Regions from separate parts of the Homo sapiens genome. Here region 1 is linked to region 2. A link is a loop called in an ENCODE intact Hi-C map of the cell type or tissue named here. Cell type or tissue: natural killer cell. All regions are shown on one strand. Each heading gives the region's core, and the rest is flanking DNA. Links, peaks and the distances in the headings are about the cores only.

Region 1 (10,300 bases), core at 1,156-9,155, 59 kb before region 2:
CAAGATGAGAATGCAGAAATAAACATTCGGGACAATGGAGGCATTCACCCATTTATTGAGACGGCAAGACTGGAAGATACTCCAAAAAATGGTCCATCTAGTCACCTGAAATATATTAGAGCAGCTTTCTTGCTAACAAAACAAAACAAAACAAAACAAAACAAAACAAAAACCTGTAAATTCCTTGTTATCTGAAAACCACTGCAGAGGCATTTTTCTTCTGCCACCATTGAAATGTTTTAATCTGCCAAACATACCTCAGAATTCTTTCACAAGCAGTTACTTTTTTCTTTTTAATGGTTATTTAAATTTTTTAGTTCTGTGTATTTTATTTTATTATTATTATTTGTTTTAGAGATAGCGTCTCCTTCTGTCACCTAGGCTGGAGTGCAGTGGTGCAGTCATAGGTCACTGCAGCCTTGAATTCTTGGGCTCAAGCTATCCTGCCTCAGCCTCCCAAGTATCTGGGACTAAAGGCATGCTAAAAATTTTTAAGAAATGTGAGAAAGTACACATATCATAAAATTTACCTTCTTTATTTTTAAGTTCAGTAGTGTCAATTACATTTATGTTGTTGTACAAGTAATCGCCTAAACATTTTCATCTTGCAAAACAGAAATTTTGTATCCGTTAAACAATTATTCCCTCTCTACCCTAGCTTAGCCCCTGATAACTATCATTCTGCTTTCTGTCTCTGCGAATTTGACTCTTCTAGGAATTCATGTAAGTGGAATCCTACATTATTTCCTTTTATGACTGGTTTATTTCACTTAGCATAATGTCCTCCAGGTGCACAGGCAATATTCTACCCTCGATTTATTTATTCTGCTTTTTAAAATCATGAGTCTGTCTATGCCATGGGTTTCCCTGAGGCATGGATCCACTGAGAATGATGAAATAACATCCCAAGCTGTGATTTGGCTCAAGGCTTTATTGTTGCCATTGGACAGTTATAAAATGCCCAGATGTTTAGCTCAGGAATTACTTCACCTTACACAGTCCTCTACCCTGCAGGGATAGCTAAGCTTGCAGCACTATGGTTAGGGAAAGATCAAAGTACAGAAGTCATTAAGAATGAATTTTAATAAAATTAATCCATCAATTCACTGTGGATTAATTCATCCACAATGAATTCATACATATAAGAAATGTCTATGAAACCTACCTACTATGGGCAATGCATTACGTCATGTACCAAAAAGAATAAGCCATGATCCTGGCAGGGAGAAATCTTATTGAGAGATTAGGTAAATATATTTTTGAGTAGCATAAGAGGTGGTTACAGGATTTTATGACTAACTGACAAACTAATGACAAAAAATTAAGTGGTGTGTGCTGTGGAGGGGGAGGACATCCTGCAGGGCAGGTGGAGGAGGGAGTAGGATTCACCCACAGCTCCTAATCCATTGTAGATACTCCATGATTATGGAAGGAAGGAAGGAAGGAAGGAAGGGAGGGAGAGGAGGGGAGGGGAGGGGAGGGGAGGAAGGCAGGGAAGGAAGGGAGGGAAGGAAGGGTGGGAGGGAGGGAGGGAAAAAGACAAACAGAATGATGAAATAGCTTTATGGCCCAGGGAATAGAGTGAGCAAATGCTTGGTGTTGAGAAAATGCACAATTAATTTGAGAAACGGTGAGCAGACTCATTTGTCAGAAGGAAGGGTAGAAACACAGAAAGATGTTGGTAAGGGGGCCAGCCATGGAATGTGGCCCAGCTGGGGAGGGCCCAGAGCAGTCAAGTCCATGTTTGAATTTAATTCTCTAAGTAATTAGGAGCTGTGTAGATCAGTGAGCAGCAGTAACATGATTAATGTGGCATTTTAGGAGGATTAATCTGGCAGGTGTGCCTGATGGAGGAGCACAGAGGAGAGGGTAGAAGACGAGAGAGCAGTTTGCGGCGGTCTCGATGTGGTTGTGTCTATTTTCTTGCAATTTATTTCAAAAGAATAAAATAGCTTTCAAGAGATAACAATAGCTCCACCAGGACCTCACCCATCTTCACACTGGGCTTTGCTTATAGGAGGGAATGATTAAACTTTCTTCCTTTTTTTGAGATGGAGTCTCACTCTGTAGCCCAGGCTGGACTGTAGTGGCGCCATCTTGGCTCACTGTAACGTCTGCCTCCCAGGTTCAAGTGATTCTCCTGCCTCAGCCTCCAGAGTAGCTGGGATTATAGGTGTCTGCCACCACATCTGGCTAATTTTTGTGGTTTTGGTACGGACGGGGTTTCATCATGTTGGCCAGGCCGGTCTTGAACTCCTGACCTCAGGTGATCCGCCTTCCTCGGCCTCTCAAAGTGCTGGGATTACAGGCATGAGCCACTGTGCCCGGCCCCCTGATTAAACTTTTTTTCTTTCCAAATTCAAAAGGAAACTATGCTTCCAACTCCCCCTTCCCTCAATGTGTGTAATTATTACAATTACAGTGACAGACAAAGAGGTTATTAAATAATGGCTCGGTGTAAGTGTGGGTTAAGAGTGAAACACTCACTGAGAGGGCAGTCCTGAGCAGCCTGGAGGAGAAGGAGCTTGGGGACCTAGTACAGGTTCGGACTGGAATCCCCTACAGAGTTGTATTCTGTGGACTTAGGAGAAAACCAGCTCAAAGAATCCTGCCTGGTGTGCTGATTTTCATTTCATTTGTCATCATTATTATTGTATTTTCAAAAATAGATATACATAGATACATCGTTTAAAAGTTATACAGTTGACTCTTGAACAATGCGGTTGAGCTGCCAGGGTCCACTTACACGTGAATTTTCTTCTGCCTCTGCCATTTCTGAGACAGCAAAACCAACCTCTCCTCTTCCTCCTCAGCCCACCCAACGTGAAGATGAGTAGGATAAAGGCCTTTATGATGATCCAGACCCACTTCCACCTAATGAGTAGAAAATATATTTTCTTCCTTGCAATTTTCTTAGCAACATTTTCTTTTCTCTAGCTTACTTTATTGTGAGGATAAAGTATAGAATGCATAGAACATACAAAATATGTGTTAAGTGGCTGTATGTGTTATTGATAAGGCTTCTGGTGAAGATCAACAGTAGACTATTAGTAGTTAAATTCTGGGGGACTCAGAAGTTATACCTAGATTTCTGACTGAAAGGGGTATCAATGCCCCTAACCCCTATGTTGTTCAAGGATCCACTGTACATAAAAAAGCCATTTTCAGAAATTATTTGTTGCTTATTTCTTCAAGTTATCCAAATCGAAGGCTATTTAGTAACACTCTAATTGGTCAAAGGCTATTGTAAAGCCCTATTTGGAAATGCATGAGTGTGCGCGCGCGTGTGTGCGTGTGTGTGTGTGCTGCCATTGTTCTCTTCTTCCTCTTCTTTCTCCTCCTTCTCCTCCAGCAGGTTCCTATTATTGAAAAGCACACCTTTATCTGTACCTGAATAATCTGGGAGTCACATCTCCGAGCCTCTGCTGCTCTGCATCCCACCTCACCCCCAGCCCATCCTATCGCCAAGGATGCGAGAGCTACTGTGAGTCGGCCAGACTCCAGCAGGGCATAGCCTTGGCCTGCAGTCTCAGTAGGGGGTGCCTTCAAAGGCTCAAGCACACGTACTTGTGGGTATGGCTGCTTTTGGAAATTTTGTCTTCTCCCTGTGGCTTCTCTGAAAGGTCACTCACTGCCGACTGTGTGCGCCAGCAAAAGTTCTGGGAAGATGGCTTGGGCTAGTTTCCTGCAGACTTGGGTGGATTCATTCCCAATTCCTTTTGGTTATTTTCCTCAGGCTCTCTTCTTTGTGAGTAAGCTCTGGCCTTTCCACCAGCCAGGTCCTACTTCGGAGACACAGGTAGGGCTTAAGGAGCCTCATTTGAGCCAGCTGGGGTCCCAGGGCTCACTTCCATTGATTTCAAAAACCCCAGGAAGAGCCAGCGGAAAGGGCATATACCCATGCTCCAAAGCTTCTGTCCATCATTTGGAAGATGGTTCTTCAAGTCTTCACTTGGAATGGATTTATTCCTATTTTTAGCCATAATTCTAATAAGCCCATTTTTCCGTTTCCTCAATTCTCATTCATTTACCACCTGTAATGTAGGAGAGGAAGACCCAAAAAGAGCAGAAAGGAATGACCACTGCAAATTTGACAATGAGGGAGGGGCGTGGAGGAAGACTCAATGCAGAGATGGCGGCCAGAGAATCACTCCCTAAAACCCCAGCTATCAGATGAAAGAGAGAATGGCCCAATGCCTCTTTGGGGTCAGCTGACATTTTTTTGGAGAAATTTGAGAGGTACCAAACAGGGAAGAAATCTGGGTGTCTAGGCTTAAGCCCCTTTCAGAGAGTTTCAGAATCCTGCAGATCCGCTGGTAGGCATCTCAGCCTGCAAAATCCCATTTAAGCTACTGGGATTAGCACATGCTGAGGGGTTCAGCACTGGATCCATGCCGGCCCTCTGCATACTGAATGCCAAAGAGCAAGTTGTGAGTGGATGTGGGAGAAGGTACTGAAGTACTGTAGGAGGAGAAAGAATGGGATAGAAAGAGTGGGCACACAGTGACATAAGACATGACTGCCTACCTGCTACCCATACACTCACTCCCCCACCCACCAAGCAAGCCTCTTAGACCACCTAGGATATTCCAGAGACTGTGCTGTGTTCTAAGGAGACCAAATGAGAGCCTGTCCCCTGGAAGCTTGCAGTCTAGAGCAGGTCACCTTCAAAATCCAATGTGTGTTTTATAGTAACAGCACACCTCATTTCAGAGTCACTCTGCAAGTGACAATAGACACCTGTGCTGATGGCTACTGCCTTGCACGCTGCAGGTATAGGCAAATCTGGCTATTCCTTGATCACAACTAATGCAAAAGTCCCAGGCCATCTGTGGTTGGCCTCTTATCACTTATTTCATAGCTCTCACAAAATCACAAATATATACGAAAAATAATAATTACTTTTCCCTAGTTAGCTATACTATGACTAGTCTTAGAGTCTTCTTCCCAGAGATGAGGATATTGCTTATATAATTGTTCTCCTCTCCCTTACTCATAGACATTGATAAAGTTTGGATATTTGTCCCCTTTTAATCTCATGTGGAAATGTGACTCCCAGTGTTGGAGGGAGGGCCTGGTGGGAGATGTTTGGATCATGGGAAAGGATCCTTCATGAGTGGTTTGGTGCTGTCCTTGGGGTAATGAGTGAGTTCTCGCTCTTAGTTTGCACAAGAACTGGTGGTTAAAAAGAGCCTGGTACCTCCCTCCCCGCTCTCTCTTGCCATGTGACATCCCTGCCCCCTCTCCATCTTCCACCATGATTGGAAGCTTCCTGAGGTCTGCACCAGAAGCAGATGCCAGTGCCATGGTTCTTGTCTGCAGAACCAGAATAAGCCTCCTTTCTTATAAATTACCCAGCCTCAGGTATCTCTTCATAGCAATGCAAATGGACTAAGACAGACATCAACTTAAAACTCCACTGAGCTCCTTGGAAGCCCACACCCTTAACTATCAGCATTGCTGGCTGTATAGCATTCTCTGAAAGAAGCATTGCCCATAATAAACACTCAATAAATAGCTTTCAGTGAATGGCTGAAGAAGTAGTTGGCAAGCATCATTTTCAAGGCACTAGGAAAACAGGACCAATATTCAGAAACACATCAGATCATGCGTGCCTTAGTTGTTTTTCTCCTCGGGCTATTGCACCTTCTGTGCATGCAAATGGAAGGGTTGGTTATGAAAATTGCATGCCTTGCATCATTACTCTGTTCTATTAGAAACCAGACCCGAAAGAAACACAGGGACATGTTTCACTTCAGAAACGTGTGTAGCATATGTTAGGAAGCCCTGGAAACCGCCACGACAGTTTATTGTTCACCTCGGATTCAAGCGAAGAATGCACACTGGTGGGTGGTTTTTGCATGTTCATTCCTCTGTTAAGATCACATTGAGCCCATTGGAATGGGTGGATTGAACAGAAATAATGCAGTGTTTTATTTCTTGTGTATTCTACCTTGGCTGAAAGCAGATACGGAGAGTTACCGCCAACCTTTGCTTGCCTTGGGGTCCACCAAGTTCTGATGCTACAAATGAAAAAGGCTTGACAGCTGAGATGGCCATAGGGGTGGAGGAAGCCTTACAATCACAGGGTCTGGGGGCTAAAAGGAGACTCAGTGGGTTACAGAACTCAGCTTCCTCACCACGGAGAGACCCCATTTATAGCAGCTTTAAAAACAAGCAGTAAACAAATGCCATGTTATAAAAATACTTGCCCAGTCCCCTGGCCCTCCATAAATAGGACAGTGAACTCAAACCAGCACCTGACATAATTTATCTTCACCTGCCATAATTTTTCCTTGCTTCCAGAAGAGAGGAAATGGCTATTGGCCTAGCAAAGCTACACCATCCAAAGAAGAGGTATCTAACTTCCTGTTATGTTACATCTGTCTTGGTGCTGAAATTTACTTGTGCTTTCTTGGTTTGTTTTTGGTTAAAAGCAGGGCTCTGTGGCCATTGGGAGAATGTCCCTAGCAGACCTCCTGCAGCAGAGCTCATCACTGATTGAGGGCCCAGGGCTATGCATTGAAATGCATCTCTGTGCTTGCACTGAGGCCCTGCCTCCTGTGGGCTGTTCCATGTCAGTGACTGAGTACAGCAGAGATACCTAAGGTAGCTGATTCCTGGAAGACACTGGCATTTCCCCTACTAAAATCCTTGCATGAGGAAGTTTGTCTTGGTGTCTTCTTGGAGGACCCAGACTAACATGGACTCTATTCCATGAATCCAGAAGAAGGCAAGAGTCCATCACAAGGCAGAGCCTGAACAGAGCCTAGCATGTGACAGGCACTGAAGAAATATTTACTGAATGAATGAGAGAGCCTCCAACAGCTAATGAGGTGGCCCTAGCAAGGAGGATGGATCTTTTTATAAAATTGTACAAGCAACAACCTGTTGGCCTCCCATCATTGGGACCAGTGCCCTCTACTTCTGAGCTAGCAGGAGCCCCATTTCCTAGAAGTTGATAGGGGTTTCTCATGTCATGGAGATGCAGACTCTGGGTCTCTGAGATTCTCACTTAGAATTTAGCAGCCTGCTTCATTGAGCTCAGGGTTCCCAAAGCATCAGACAATGAGAAGAGAAAGGAGGCCCCAACCAAATGGCAGCATTGCTAGGTGAAGGCTGAAGGTCACTAGAAGCAAGATAGGCTGGTCACCTGTGGGAGAGAGAAGGTGGAAGGAGGGTGGAAGGAGAATGGAAGTAGAGTTTGAAGAGCTGGCTACGTTCATTCATTCAGTCAATATTTCTTGTGTACCTGTCACGTGCTAGGTGCCTTTCAGGCCGTGCCTTTTGATGGACTTTTGCCTTCTTCTGGGTGAGCAGAAAGGAGTCCTTGTGAGTGTAGGTCCTCCAAGAAGAACTGAATTGCAGCACAATTTCAACATGGGCAATATGGGCACCTATACTTGCAGAGAGGTGTTTATCTGTCCCTAGAAAGTACCCTCGTGCCTCATGGGGACACATTTAGGGTCACCTGGAAGCCTAGGACCATTGTCTTTTCCTGGCTACGGAAGTGTGGCCCTGTTTAGAGGATGGGGTGAGGCCTGGATGCCAAAATTACCCAAGCAGTCAGCGCAGACCCTGCCACATGGTGATATTTTAAAAGACTGTGAAATTGCCAAAGAATTTAAACTCCAAACCTCCATATGAGTTTGACCAAACACCTACTAAACTCTAATCTCTGGAGCTGAGGCCCAGGAATCTGAATTTTAACAAGCACCTTGGAGATTCTGGCCTCTCAATGTTGCCTCCACTGCCAGAGTTAAAGATGCCATGCTTGGCAACCTTAGGTGAGAGAGAGCCGTTCTTGGTAGCACACTGAAAAGGTGAGAGGTCACAGAGAGTCTTGGGGGACCCAGACTCTGTAAATTTCTGCAGAAATTTGATGGAAGGAACTTCAGTCACTGGCCAAATAGAATCAGAAACCCCAGGATCTTCTTCCCCTGAATGCCCAGAGTCTTGACTTACAAACTTTTGTTTTCTGGCACAGGCATTCAGTGGTGGGACTTTGGGCATCAATTCCTGGCTATATTCGGCTGTTCTCACACTGCTAATAAAGGCATACCTGAGGCTGGGTAATTTATGAAGAAAAGAGGTTTAATGGACTCACAGTTCCACATGGCTATGGAGGCCTCACAATCATGGTGGAAGATGAAGGAAGAGCAAAGTCATGTCTTACACAGTGGCCGGCAAGAGAGCTTGTGCAGGGGAACTCCCATTTATAAAACCATCAGATATCATGAGACTTATTTACTACAACGAGAACAGTACGGGGGAAACTGCTCCCATGATTCAATTACCTCCCCTTGGCCCCACCCTTGACATGTGGGGATTATTACAATTCAAGGTGAGATTTGGGTAGGGACCCAGCCAAACCATATCACTGACTATATAACCCTGAATCCCCACAACTCTCTGGCTCTCTTGGAAATTCCATGACCTCCTGAGTGACCTACCTTTTAATGAATCTCCTTCCTGCACAGCCAGCCAGATGTATTTCTCCAGGGATGAGCTAAGAACCCCAACGGCCTGAGTAGGCCTTTGTTGGAGGAGGTCTTAGTTTCCAACTGAGCATGCAGATCAAGGAGGTGGCCATGAGTGGTGCCAAGGAACACAAGAGTCACCTGAAAGCACTCAGGGCAGGCCAAGTGAGCCCTCAATGCAGAGGGTGATAGACACAGCAGAGGGTGACTCATTTCCGTCCCTGCTGGCACCTGGGCTGCAGCTTCTGTGAATGAAGAGGTGTTAGAACAGCACCTATCGGGAGCATCCTTAGGCCAGAATGAAGAGGTGCAAAGTGAGCGGTTCATATGCTCAAACAAGCCTTAAAACTACACCTGCAGTAACAGAACCTGTTACCAGCAGGAGACGGAATGGTGGGGCCAAACCCCAGGTACCTGAACGAGGAGAAGGGACAGAGTGAAATGCCTTGATGTGCAGATATAACGTTCCCCTTCCTAAGACGTTCATCTAGGAATGAAGCCTGGGCTGCTGATGGTGATGTTTGCCGTAACACATTGGCAGCATTTGGAAGCAGATCAGGGAGCAGTAGTGAGGTTATCGCAACACCAAGCTTCAAATCCACCTGTCCCTTTTGCATGCAGAATGTCAGGATCTGTGATTAATGGAGGCCTGTAGCCCAACAAATGAGAGGAGGTGTCATTGTTTGGGCTGCTCTCTGCTCTGATTAAATAATTAATCACTCCCTAATTATGAAAGACAAAACTTTGCATCCTGCCCCACAGACCTTCCAAGGGACTTATTTGGGGAGTAACAATTTAGAGGAGATGTGATTTCCAGCTTCTCAGAAAGCCCATGGCCAAGCAAGGCTGAGGGAATATGTGGAATGTGCATATCCCTCTGTTAGGTAATGAGTTCTCCAGGGCAGAGCAGGTGACAGCTGTTCCAGGACTATAAAATATGGGTTAATTTGAAGCAGCTTGCACCTTGATTCTTGCAGACTTACAAAGGACACTTTAGGGAGGAAGTTCAATGTCATCTGCTTTTTTTTTTTTTTTTTTTCCTGGGCAACTAGGCATGAGGATGACAGGTAAGTGTGTGGACAGAGCTATTTGCATCTTTTCTTGCCAGGATGGGCCTGACAATGGGTCCACTTCCTTCCATCTCCCAGGAGATAGGCAAATCATCAGGAATTATATTCCTTTATACCTCCATCATCCCTGACACCACCATTCGGCCTACCGACATCTGTTTCCCAAGCCGAGTTCCTCCATCCCTTTACGTACACTGCTTTTTTTTTTCTGAAGTCTTGAGCCTTCATATGTCCCTCTGCCTAGTTTATTTCTTTCTTAGGTCTAAACTCAGTTCAGTGTCACTTCCTTCAGGAAGCCTTCCTTGAGTTCCCTGCCTGATGCCAATACCCTCTCCCATACTCCCAGAGCACTTATGCAGGTTGCTTCCCTCTAGATGCCAAGCTTCTTGGTATTTTAAGTTCCTCCATACAGCAGCTGTTAGCAAATGTTTGCTGAATGAATAAATGAACACATGGATGTATAAATCAATCTTATTCACTACTCAGTAGATTATTAATTCGTTGAATGAATAAATGAACAATGTGAGCTAAACGTTTCCAGAGAACTATGGTAGAGACTGGTGGCTGTTCCCCAAACCTTCTTCCTGAGCATGCATTTTCCACCTTTCCTTGCAGTTAGTGGAGGGTGAGGGGGAAAACCTGGGATCACTTCTAGTTTTTTGGGGAGCAGAGCCCTCCCTGCTGCTTTGATTTTACGTGAGTGAGAAATAAACATCTATGACATGCAGACACTGAGACCCAGGGGGCCTG
Region 2 (10,300 bases), core at 785-8,784:
TGGAGATCTCCCTGTCTTTCTGCTGCCAAAGACCATGCTTCCATCCGTAAGTTCCCCAGATAAATCACCCTTTACCAAAAAAACTGGATTTTGTCCTTGTTCTTTGGTTTCTTGTCTCCTCCTGTATTTGGGGGTCACTTTGTGTATGTGGCCCTTTCTTGGAACACTATCTCAGAGGCCCCTTCAGATTAGAAACTGTCTCACACTTTCTTAGGAAAACATTTTGATATCAGCAAACATTTCCTTGAATTTAATCTAAACCTGTCATTCTTCAGCTCCAACAAATCTCCTCTTATTCAAGTCTCCATTAAGATAAAGTATAGGCTGTCATAGGCTTGGGCATAATCATGTGTGTGATATTTAGTGTATTTGCAAGTAATTGTCAAGCCTTCCACAGTCATCCCACTCAGGCTAACCATTCCTTAACCCTTAGTGATTTCTGGTTCACAGAGTTCTTTACATGAGAAATTCCAGTGCTTGATCTGAATTCATGTACAAGCAAGGTGGAACACAGTGGATCATTCCAGGCACTATTCTCCATGGAATCCTGGCAAAGTTTCAAGCAGATGTCGAATAATTCTAAGTGACTTTAAGAGTTTCACATACTCTATACTAATTGCCCTAAGGAGCCATAGAGCTTTGACTATACATATTTTATTCTTCCTTTTGATCCTATATTGTGTGTATTTCAGAATTTTGACATCTTACCTCTGTATCTAACGTGTTTCCAAAAATATAGCATGATCAGGAAAGACAATTCTTGAACTAACTCTAGCTCTGTGTGGCTGACTATTATGCCCAGGTACAAAAGAGCAGGACTCGCCGGACATGATTCCTGGGCTAATTTCAAATGCTCCTTCTTTAAAAGATCTGCTTCCATTTCCCCTTAATTGCCCCTTTCATAAAATGACCAGATCCTCTCAGAAGATTTCCTTTAGACAGTTACTTTATGCCACAAATCACAAATGTTCCTCGAAAAAAGTATCTGAAGTACAGCGCAGGATATGTCTTTGTAGGAGAAATAAGACAGGGTCAGACAGAGAAAAAGACACCAACGCTGGGAAGTTAGGTGATTGTAAACTGAGAGCAGGTGTTAAAGGAAACCATATTGGAGTATTCAGAAAAACTCAAATTAGCACACGAAATAGTTAATCAACTTTTTAAAAGTTACAACTATCCTTTCTAGGGTTAATTTCCATCCACTCTCTATTTACCGCACAAACATTTGGTAAAAACATAGCTATAATCTTATTTGGATATTTAAGAAAAGAACTCCAATCAAGCCATCTTCCCTCCCTTCCACTCCCCTACCTCTCTTCCCTGGCCTCTTCTCCCCGTCCTCTCCTCTCCTCTTTTCTTCCCCTCCCTTCCTCTCCACCTTCTTTTGATGCCACAGTTTCTTCAGATTACACTCCTTACAGTCATGAAAAGTAAAGACTTGGCCTGATTTCATGTGGCCTTACCAAAGTGCTCCCTGCAAATTTTGCAGCCACCATGAATCACAAGACGCTGAATACGAGGGGAGTTTTTTTTTTTGTTTATTTGTTTGTTTTTTGCGAGCCTCATTCACTAGAAGCAGGGCTCAGAAGATTAGATGGAATTATGAAGTTTGGAGGATTAAAAATCTAACTAAAAGGACACATTAAAAAAATTCACGGACATGATTGATTATAAAATGATTTCCTTTACTCTCATAGAAGAAACCACTCAATCACCTTCTCTCTCTCTCTTTTTTTCTTGCTTTTTTCACCCCTGCCTCTGCAAACATCATTTGCTATGGTTGAAATCCTGAGACCTGTGTCAGGGCCTGCCAGAAGGCCAGTTAGAAATATATCCATCAGCCTAGAGACTCCTTTAGATTGCATTATATATAAAAGGAAGAATAAGCAGTGTGCCCAAGTGAATCCAGCCAAAAGCCAAAGCTGTGCAATGGCTGTGTATCACTGACAATGCACTAACTGTGATTAGGGGAGGCCAGCTGCCACCCTGTCTGTTTCTAGGTATGTCAAGTGTGGCCGCCCACCCAGGAGACAGAGTATGTTCAGGTGCCCTCTCTGCAACTGCCTTAATTTCAATGCTCATGAACTGTGTTTCTCACCCTGTTTTGCCATTTCCAGTTAATCTCATGCATATTTATGTGCCAATTATGCAAATCCCAAGATAAAAATGCATTAAGCACCCATGATTTAGACTGGTTAAGTCCATTACATGGTGTAATGAAATTATTGCATGATGTCCAATTTACCTCAATGCTTGCTTTAAACTGTCCATAAGTTATTGAATAACCATAACATGCCAAAATTTAGCTCTAGGAGGCTTCCTTTGTCTGACCTATCATCATACCAGGAAATCAGAAACTTCAAGCTAAATCCTCACCAAAGGGAGAAAATATTTCAGAACAGACTTAAGGAGGCATAATGTGATCAAAGTTTAAGTATGGCAACCACCTTGTCACGGATATGTCTTCTCTTCGGATAAATTAAAAATATCGCTGGGTAATTTCAACAACATTTGGACAGGGCAACTTAGGATTTAAAACCAAGCCTTGCCAATGGGATTCTCCTCTTGCCCAGTCAGGTCTTGTTCCCTCAGTCATGATGATATTGTAGGTCACTGAATTCAAATGCAGTTTGAATTTTCAATATGGAAATATCCATTTCCAGCATTAGAAATAAAAAGACTAAAAAAGAATTCACAGAAGCAATTTAAACACATACACATACACAAATCCCTTGAAACCTAAAAACTGAAGGGTTTGAATGAGAATCTATTTGCTATGTAGAGATTTTATGTTTAAACTTTGGTAGGACCCGAACCCCACAGTTTCCATGTTTATTAGACAATATGATGATCAAGGAACAAGCCATGATGTGAGTGATACTGATAAATATAATATGTGAGCAGCCTGACTCACTGACATCCATTTCTCCCCCGACTATAGCATGCCATTTTAATCGGCTCATGGTGTGATTTACGCAGAGCCTGGGTCCTGATTATTTGCATAGGAAACTCCCTTCGAAGTCTACGAGAGTTGTACTCGCGTGAGGTTAGGAGCTCGGATCCACAGATCTGTTAGGCGCCAGAGACTGCACAATACTGCGATAGTTTGCAATTTGAAAACCTGGTCAAATGAACAGATTACGATGCCATTCCCCAAAGCATTCAAACCTCATCCTGTCAATCAAGTGAGCTAGGATGCCAGTGTCATTTGCCATTTTCTTTGCTGTGGTAGGGGATCATGAAACAGCACCTTGGATTGAAGTGTACTGCCTGTAAGCAACAGGATTCCAGCTACATGCCCAGTGAGAACAAGTGGGTCACCAAGGGGATCTCAAAGATCTGCCAGCCCGCAGAAGGGCTGGAGTTAGAGCCTTTGTAACAAACTCTCACTTGAGGCTATCCTTCTAATGAATGACTCTCAGACATGGGTGAACATAACAGAGATGGGAAATTCTCGCAAAGGATGGGGTGTCTTCCTGCACAAGACCTACTTCTAACATTCTCTGAAAATATCATGGTCAGGCTCATTAACCAGCAGGAAAAAAAAATGTTCAATGACAAGAGTCTATTTGTGTCCAAATCATTACACAGGGCATCAAAGAGATGAGGTAAATCAAAGCTTTGTCCTATTGACTTTAACTCTGCTGTGTGTTTAGAGATCTATTTGCCCCTTGATTTGTTTTGAAATTTCTGGTTAAGAAAAGTAATATTTCTAGCATTATTGAAAACTTTGGATCTATCCATTTAGAGTTATAGGTAAATATAGCAGATATCAAATAACACCTTCATCGTCTGAGCTTATAATGGAAAACCCCACGTTCAAAGCGTCTCTTGAAAGTGAAAAAGCAAACTCCAGCCAAGAAGAACAAGCGCTTAGAGTCTTCAGGAGACCAAAACCAGTTCCCCGTGAGCATTTCTAAATGTTACAGGACCAAGTTCAAGATGTCAGGCTAGAGCAGTGCTCTGAAATCTTTTCTGCAGGTCTGCTATTTTTCCGAGAACACACTGGCCTCCAGAATGCATTAACCTACTTTCTACAGAGAGGATTCCCTGGTCCTCCTGCTCTGAAGAAGAGGAGGAGGAAGAGGAAGAGGAAAGAGGCTATTTCAAGTGGGAGCTGGGCACACTCTTTGCCTTAAACGTGTTACTCCTCCTGCTAAACAGCAATACGATCTGAGAAATTGGTACTTCCTGCAAACGAACAGCTCCGAGGGCTGCACGGCCCCAAAGCAAGAGTGACTGGAAATCCTGCTAAAATATGGCTGTCTAATCAACCGAGAGGCGAACTCATTTACTGAGGTTCCCATTGTCCACGCTGACAGATGGCTCGCTCCCCTCTCTGCTCTCCCCTTCCCCTCAGATCGCGCTGCCGTGCAGGCAAGCCTATTCTTTGAGAGATCCAGTTGCAATCGCCAGCCTAGTTCTGAAATGAGACAAAAGCTCCGTGAGCCTCCTCCCATGCACAGAGCCTTTTCTGTCCCTCCAAGCAGAAGGAAAAGAAATCCAGATCCACTCCCCTTACCTTCGTCCTCATCGGAGACAGGAGCCCTTCCATGGTGGCAGAATCCTCATGCCAGTTTCTGTCTCCTGCAAGTTACTCTCTCTGTGTGCCGTGCTTAAGCATCCCACATGAAAAGAGCCATGTCGGGAGCCGTGGTGGCTCCCCTCTCCCGGGTGGCGCCTCTGCACCGCCACCCGGTCTAACTTGAATCCCCAGCGCCTGCAAAGCGCCGTTCCTGGAGAAGCCTGCTCCTCTCCTCGCCCTGGTCCCCTCTCTCTTTCTCCCTCTCCCGCGCTCTCTCTCCTCCCTCTCTCTCCTCCCTCTCTCTTTCCATAATCTGCCTACAGCTCTCTGTGTACCCTGCTCACTTGACAAATGATCTCTGTCTTAGGTAACGCATTTGAACCAAGAACAGTGATCTGTAACAACCCACAGGGCAGCTCATCCAGGGCAGGAGGCGAGGGGGGCTGAGCCGGAGCATCCAGCCGCTTTGGGCTCTGTAGCTTGTTCTCTCCAGAGCTGAGAGCACTGTTGCGTTTGTTCGTTCATTCATTCATTCATTCATTCATTCATTCGTTCATCATTCCTTCCTCTCTTAAGAAGTGGGACTCCCACAGGAATGGATCTAGTTGACACCATTACTGAGCTGCTTTTCTGGTCTGTGTACAGAAAGCTGAAAAAGAAATCCCACTGCGTGGAGTACTTCTAAATACCCATGTTCAGCCCACTGTGAATTTCACACCTGGATAGTTAACTGGGTTCTTCTGCAGTTTGGCCAGATGTTTAGAGGCACATAACTGTAGCCTCTTTTTAGAGAAAGTTTCAAAAACAGATTTATGGACTCTGATCCTGAATAGTTGAGTATTAAAAAAAAAAGTGTGTGTGTGTCTGTGTGTGTGTGTGTGTGTGTGTGTGTGTGTGTGTGTGTGGACGCGCGCGTACGGGCACACTGTCCAGGAGTCCAAATAAATCAGGATTGACTGTTTCATTCAGCATTGCTGGTCACTTGGAAAAAAATACACAATGAAAGAAAAATGGCAAAGACCTAGGTCAGAGCATAATGCAGTTGAAAAGATGAGATTTTTCTGAACTTCTTTATGCTTGAGGAATTTTCTCTGTGAGAATAATTCAACATCTCTACTTCAACTGGTGACTCCTTAAATGTGGCTACACACATCTATGCCATCACCAAGGGGCCAGGACCCCTTTTGCATCATATATGTGACACATGTGCACCATACATGAACCTATCAATGTGATTTAAGGAAGATGCCCCTGTCCCTTGCCCTTCTTTCCATCTGTGATTCTTGTACTCACAAGACATCCCCAAGATAGGGCGAGCCACTCTGTCCTCCAGATGGAATCACAGGCTGGTCCCAGGCCCCTGCCTCTTCCTTCATTGATGCTTTTCACCCCTAATTAACATCCTTCTTCTCCTCCCGTTCACACATCAGCATTCCAATAGAACTTCAGTATCTACACCAACTCTATCACCTCTTGATCACCTCCTTCGTAGTCTCCAGTTTGCTTCCTTTTTTTTTTTTTTTTTTTTACAGGGTGTCTGTCTGTTGCTCAGGCTGCAGTACAGTGGTGCAATGATGATGGCTCACTGCAGCCTTGAACTACTGGGTTCAAGAGATCCTCCTGCCTCAGCCTCCTGAATATCTGTGACTGTAGGCATGCACCACCATGCCCAACTAATTTTTAATTTTTTTATGGAGACAGGGTCTTGCTATGTTTCCCAGGCTGGTCTCAAACTCCTGGCCTCAAGAGATCCTTCCGCCTCAGCCTCTCAAAGTGTTGGGATTACAGATGTGAGCCGCTGCTCAGGGTCCAATTTTCTATTCTTAACTCTTTCTCTGCGTCACCTTAGTTGCAGGCTGCAACCTCATTCTCACTTAACCAGACATGTACATCCTTTGACCAGAGTCTTAGCATCCTGACAAATCTGTAGACCCAACATATTGAGTGCAACTCGCTGTCCTTATATAAAAGATTATTGCCATTTCTGGGGGACTCTGGACCTTATTTCTTGGGTATTGACTTAAACAATACTTCTTATTTTGTATTGTAGTGTTTAGGGATCCCTAATATTTTCTTCTATTCATGTAGTCATTCAACAAATAGTTGTAAGGCACCTAGTATGTGCTGGAAGCTGTTCTTGTTCTGATGATACAGTGGAGAATAGGGTAGACAAAGTCCTTGTTCCAAGGCCCTATATTTCATAGCAGGTTTGATACAAAACTCAACCAACTCATCAAGCCCTTCCATCTATCATTGCATTATTCATACCAACCTCTCCCCATGTTTTTGGGTTTCTCTGTGGGATTGCAAACCTTCTGATGTGACTTCCATTTCCAGTTTAGTGCCAGTCTCTTTGTGACACTTCTCCTAACTGTACACCCATGATCAACTTTCTCCTAGGAAATAAAAAACCAAAATGTCTCCACGAGAATCTCATTCCTTCACCTCCATCTTTTTTTTTTTTTTTTTTTTTTTTTTGAGACGGAGTCTCCCTCTGTTGGCCAGGCTGGAGTGCAATGGCGCAATCTCAGCTCACTGCTATCTCCGCCTCCCAGGTTCATGTGATTCTTCTGCCTCAGCCTCCCGAGTAGCTGGGATTATAGGCACGCACCACCACTCCCAGCTAATTTTTGTATTTTTAGTAGAGATGGCGTTTCACCATGTTGGCCAGGATGGTCTCAATCTCCTGACCTCACGATCCACCCCCTCGGCCTCCCAAAGTGATGGGATTACAGGCATGAGCCACTGCACCCAGACTTACTTCCATCTTTAATTCTATTCTCTGTCCTCTTCCCCAGACCCTTCCTCTATCTCCCCAAAGGTTTCATTTTTCAGTGTCAGGGAAGGAAATCACTCTTGTTTACTCAAAACAGAGATGCCGTTCCTCATCCTCCCCGGTTATTGGCCCTGAACCATTAAAACGACTTGTTATCCCACTCACTGTTGAGACATCGCCCATGCCATGTGCTACATTTAGCTTCCATCCCTTTGGATTCTTCAATAACTAGAATAAGCTGCATCCATTATTTGCTTTTTTACTTTCGACAATTCTTTCCTGAAGCATTCTGCCCTGTTCATGACATGTAAAGGTTCATGAACAGGTTTGCACTGTTTGTGCCCTTTCTAAACTCAGAAACCCCTCTCATCAGAATTTCCAATCATGTACCCTTCTTTTTGTTTGTTTTTGTTTTTGTTTTTTTTGAGACAAAGTATCGCTCTGTTGCCCGGGCTGGAGTGCAGTGGCATGATCTTGGCTCACTGCAATCTCTACCTCCTGGATTCAAGTGATTCCCGTGCCTCAGCCTCCACCATGCCCAGCTAATTTTTTTTGTATTTTCAGTAGAGATGGGGTTTCGCTATGTTGGCGGGGCTGGTCTTGAACACCTGGCCACAAATTATCCACCAACCTTGGCCTCCCAAAGTGCTGGGATTATAGGTGTCAGCCACTGTGCCTGGCCCCAATCATGTCCCCTTCTCAAGAGTTTTATCCTTGATATTAAAAAAAATATATCTCTGGTACAATTGATTACCTGCCCCGCTGCCTCCTGGCCCTCTGTACTCTCTCTGGCTCTCAATCTCCCTAAAGGTTTGTTTAAAGTAGATAGAACAGAGGGGGGACTATGCCAAGGTTAAACAAAATTCGACTGATTGCATGTTTAAGGCCGGTTGTTTTCTGAAAAACTCCAACCATAGATTTTGGAACCAGAATAGCTTTCCTGAGTCAAAGGAAAGGACTTTCGGAAGGAATTTGGAATATTCTGTATAAGTGCACCACTTAGGGAGGGTAGAACTTTTCTGGTTGTTTACACACCAGCCATTTAGCCCCTGGAGCCTGGGGTTGTTCACCATATTTTTATAATGGTCTGAGAGGTCCTTGACGAAACCTCTGGAATCAATAGGACTTGGAACCTATCAATTAGCTCCTGAGATGATGCTGCTGTTGATGGTAAAGATGAGAATGGCAATAGCTGTTGAATGCTTACCTGGTGGCAGGCACTGGGCTAAGTGATTTCATGCAGTAGTTCACACAATTCCCTTACCCCCTGCCCTACGAGGGAAGTACTATTCTTACTGCTATACTGCAGAAGCTTCAGCTAAGTAATTCACCCACACAGCATTCAGTTCAATGAAGCCACTGCTGGTGTACTATTTCCACCTTGTGTTACTTCATTAAAAATAATCCCCACCAACATAAGACATACAAAGACTTAAAAGTACATTTTAAATTTCTGTTCTTTATTAGTCAGGGGTTGCAAAGTAAGCATTTGAAAGTATTTTATTTTAGACTATTAGGCTATTACATTGAGTACCTCGTTCACTTATGTATTCAGGAAACCAATATTCATTGAACATCCACTTCAAGCCAGGTTCTGTGTTAGACACTTAAAAGCACAAAGTCTTGTGTTTATCAAAGATAAACATTTACAAAATGGAGCACATTAGTCCATTTATCACTTATGATTTCCAAGTCCTTTAAATACTGATGACTGCACCTTTTATGTCTTGTGTGAAGTGGTTGAATTGTTGCAGGGTGAAGGGGGCAGGAAGAGAGAGAGGGTGGTGGGGATTAGAAAATATTTTAACCTGGGCAATAAATGTCCGTGAAGAATAATTGTCAGATCATTAGGCACCCTAACACCCTTGACATTGATCAATGTTACCAAAGTATCCAGAAGCAAGAACGATTTGCATTTTTGCCTCACAGATTTCTTTGGATTAGGGCACTCTCTGCTTGCAATTTACCATCTGGGGTTAACCCAAACTTAGAAAAAAAAAAGTCAATAAATATCAAATATGTAGACACTGGTGAAATATTAATTAAGTTTACACCACAAGAGAAAGGGAGTTTTCTCTGAAATCTGACTTAAGGAATTTCTACTTTGTGGTAGGTGGACTTCTCACCTATAGAGGAAAACTCCCCACACCAAGGAACCTCTCTTAGCAAATGCCCTTGCCCTTTGAGCCACCCTTCTTTCATATTTTGATGTCAAAAAAGAGAGGGAAATAATAACTTTATAATAAACTTCTCTAGACTAGGAGCACTTGTAAACGTCACAAAGGCTGTTGGGTAGGCCATGGTTGGAGGCTCAGGTTTTCCATCTCTTGGGCTTAAACACTGACCCTTTCTTCCCCACATCTTTGCCATTTTTGAGGTTAATTTATTTAGGCCCCTTAGAGTCTCTGGGGATCATAGCTAGCCAAACAATTAGGTTTTATTATCTGGGATTGCACTGCCTGCTTCATAAAGAGTTGATGATTTATTAAGGTGAGAAGATTGTGACCTAAGCACCGTGAAGGCTTTACCCTCTGTGACCTGCTCACCACTCTTTACTATTTAGAAACATCTTCATCAAATTGTAGGCTTTGGGATGATAATGGATAGAAAAGGTCTTCTTCCTGGATCAGTTCCAGATATCTTGGGTAACACTGAAGGAGTTATGTAACTAACATGACAAATCTCCTTCCCCCTTTTTCTCTCTGCCTCAACCCTCCTCAGCCACACATATTTGCTTTCATTTATAATATAAATATCCGAACCTAGCACAGAGAAAATTTTCACCTGCTATGTACTAAAGTGCTCAATAAAAATTGTGATTTAATATTAAGTGCTTAAATTTATTCATGTCTAGGTAAGAGAAAACATTCTACAAGTTCTTGCGATACAAAAATTATATAGCGATTAACATTCTTTCAAATTGTTTTTACATGTGTTTGCCTTTTTAAAAACCTCAGAATGGGCCGGGCGCGGTGGCTCACGCCTGTAATCCCAGCGTT

Evidence for each region. A loop is a pair of places that touch in the nucleus more often than their neighbours do. Peaks named below come from ENCODE experiments on the same cell type or tissue, not always from the same donor. Only the 100,000 strongest peaks of a DNase experiment are listed, where the experiment ranks them.
Region 1: a loop joins it to region 2, with 3 times the contacts of the local background. A loop is called at or near these places in 2 of 110 quality-filtered maps.

The regions. Positions count from the first base shown.
Region 1 is chr10:14,110,496-14,120,795 of GRCh38, forward strand. The region is part of intron 2 of FRMD4A (FERM domain containing 4A); the gene reads right to left. Among named protein-coding and RNA genes, the nearest start is that of FRMD4A-AS3, 41 kb to the left of the region's middle. In natural killer cell, for the core only: no CTCF peak of the experiment used is centred there; no DNase peak of the experiment used is centred there.
Region 2 is chr10:14,169,490-14,179,789 of GRCh38, forward strand. All of the region lies in intron 2 of FRMD4A (FERM domain containing 4A), which reads right to left. Among named protein-coding and RNA genes, the nearest start is that of FRMD4A-AS3, 100 kb to the left of the region's middle. RefSeq lists an enhancer at 5,959-6,458 and a silencer at 7,818-7,979. In natural killer cell, for the core only: no CTCF peak of the experiment used is centred there; DNase peaks (open chromatin) are centred at 4,212 and 4,632; H3K27me3 peaks cover 1,802 bases.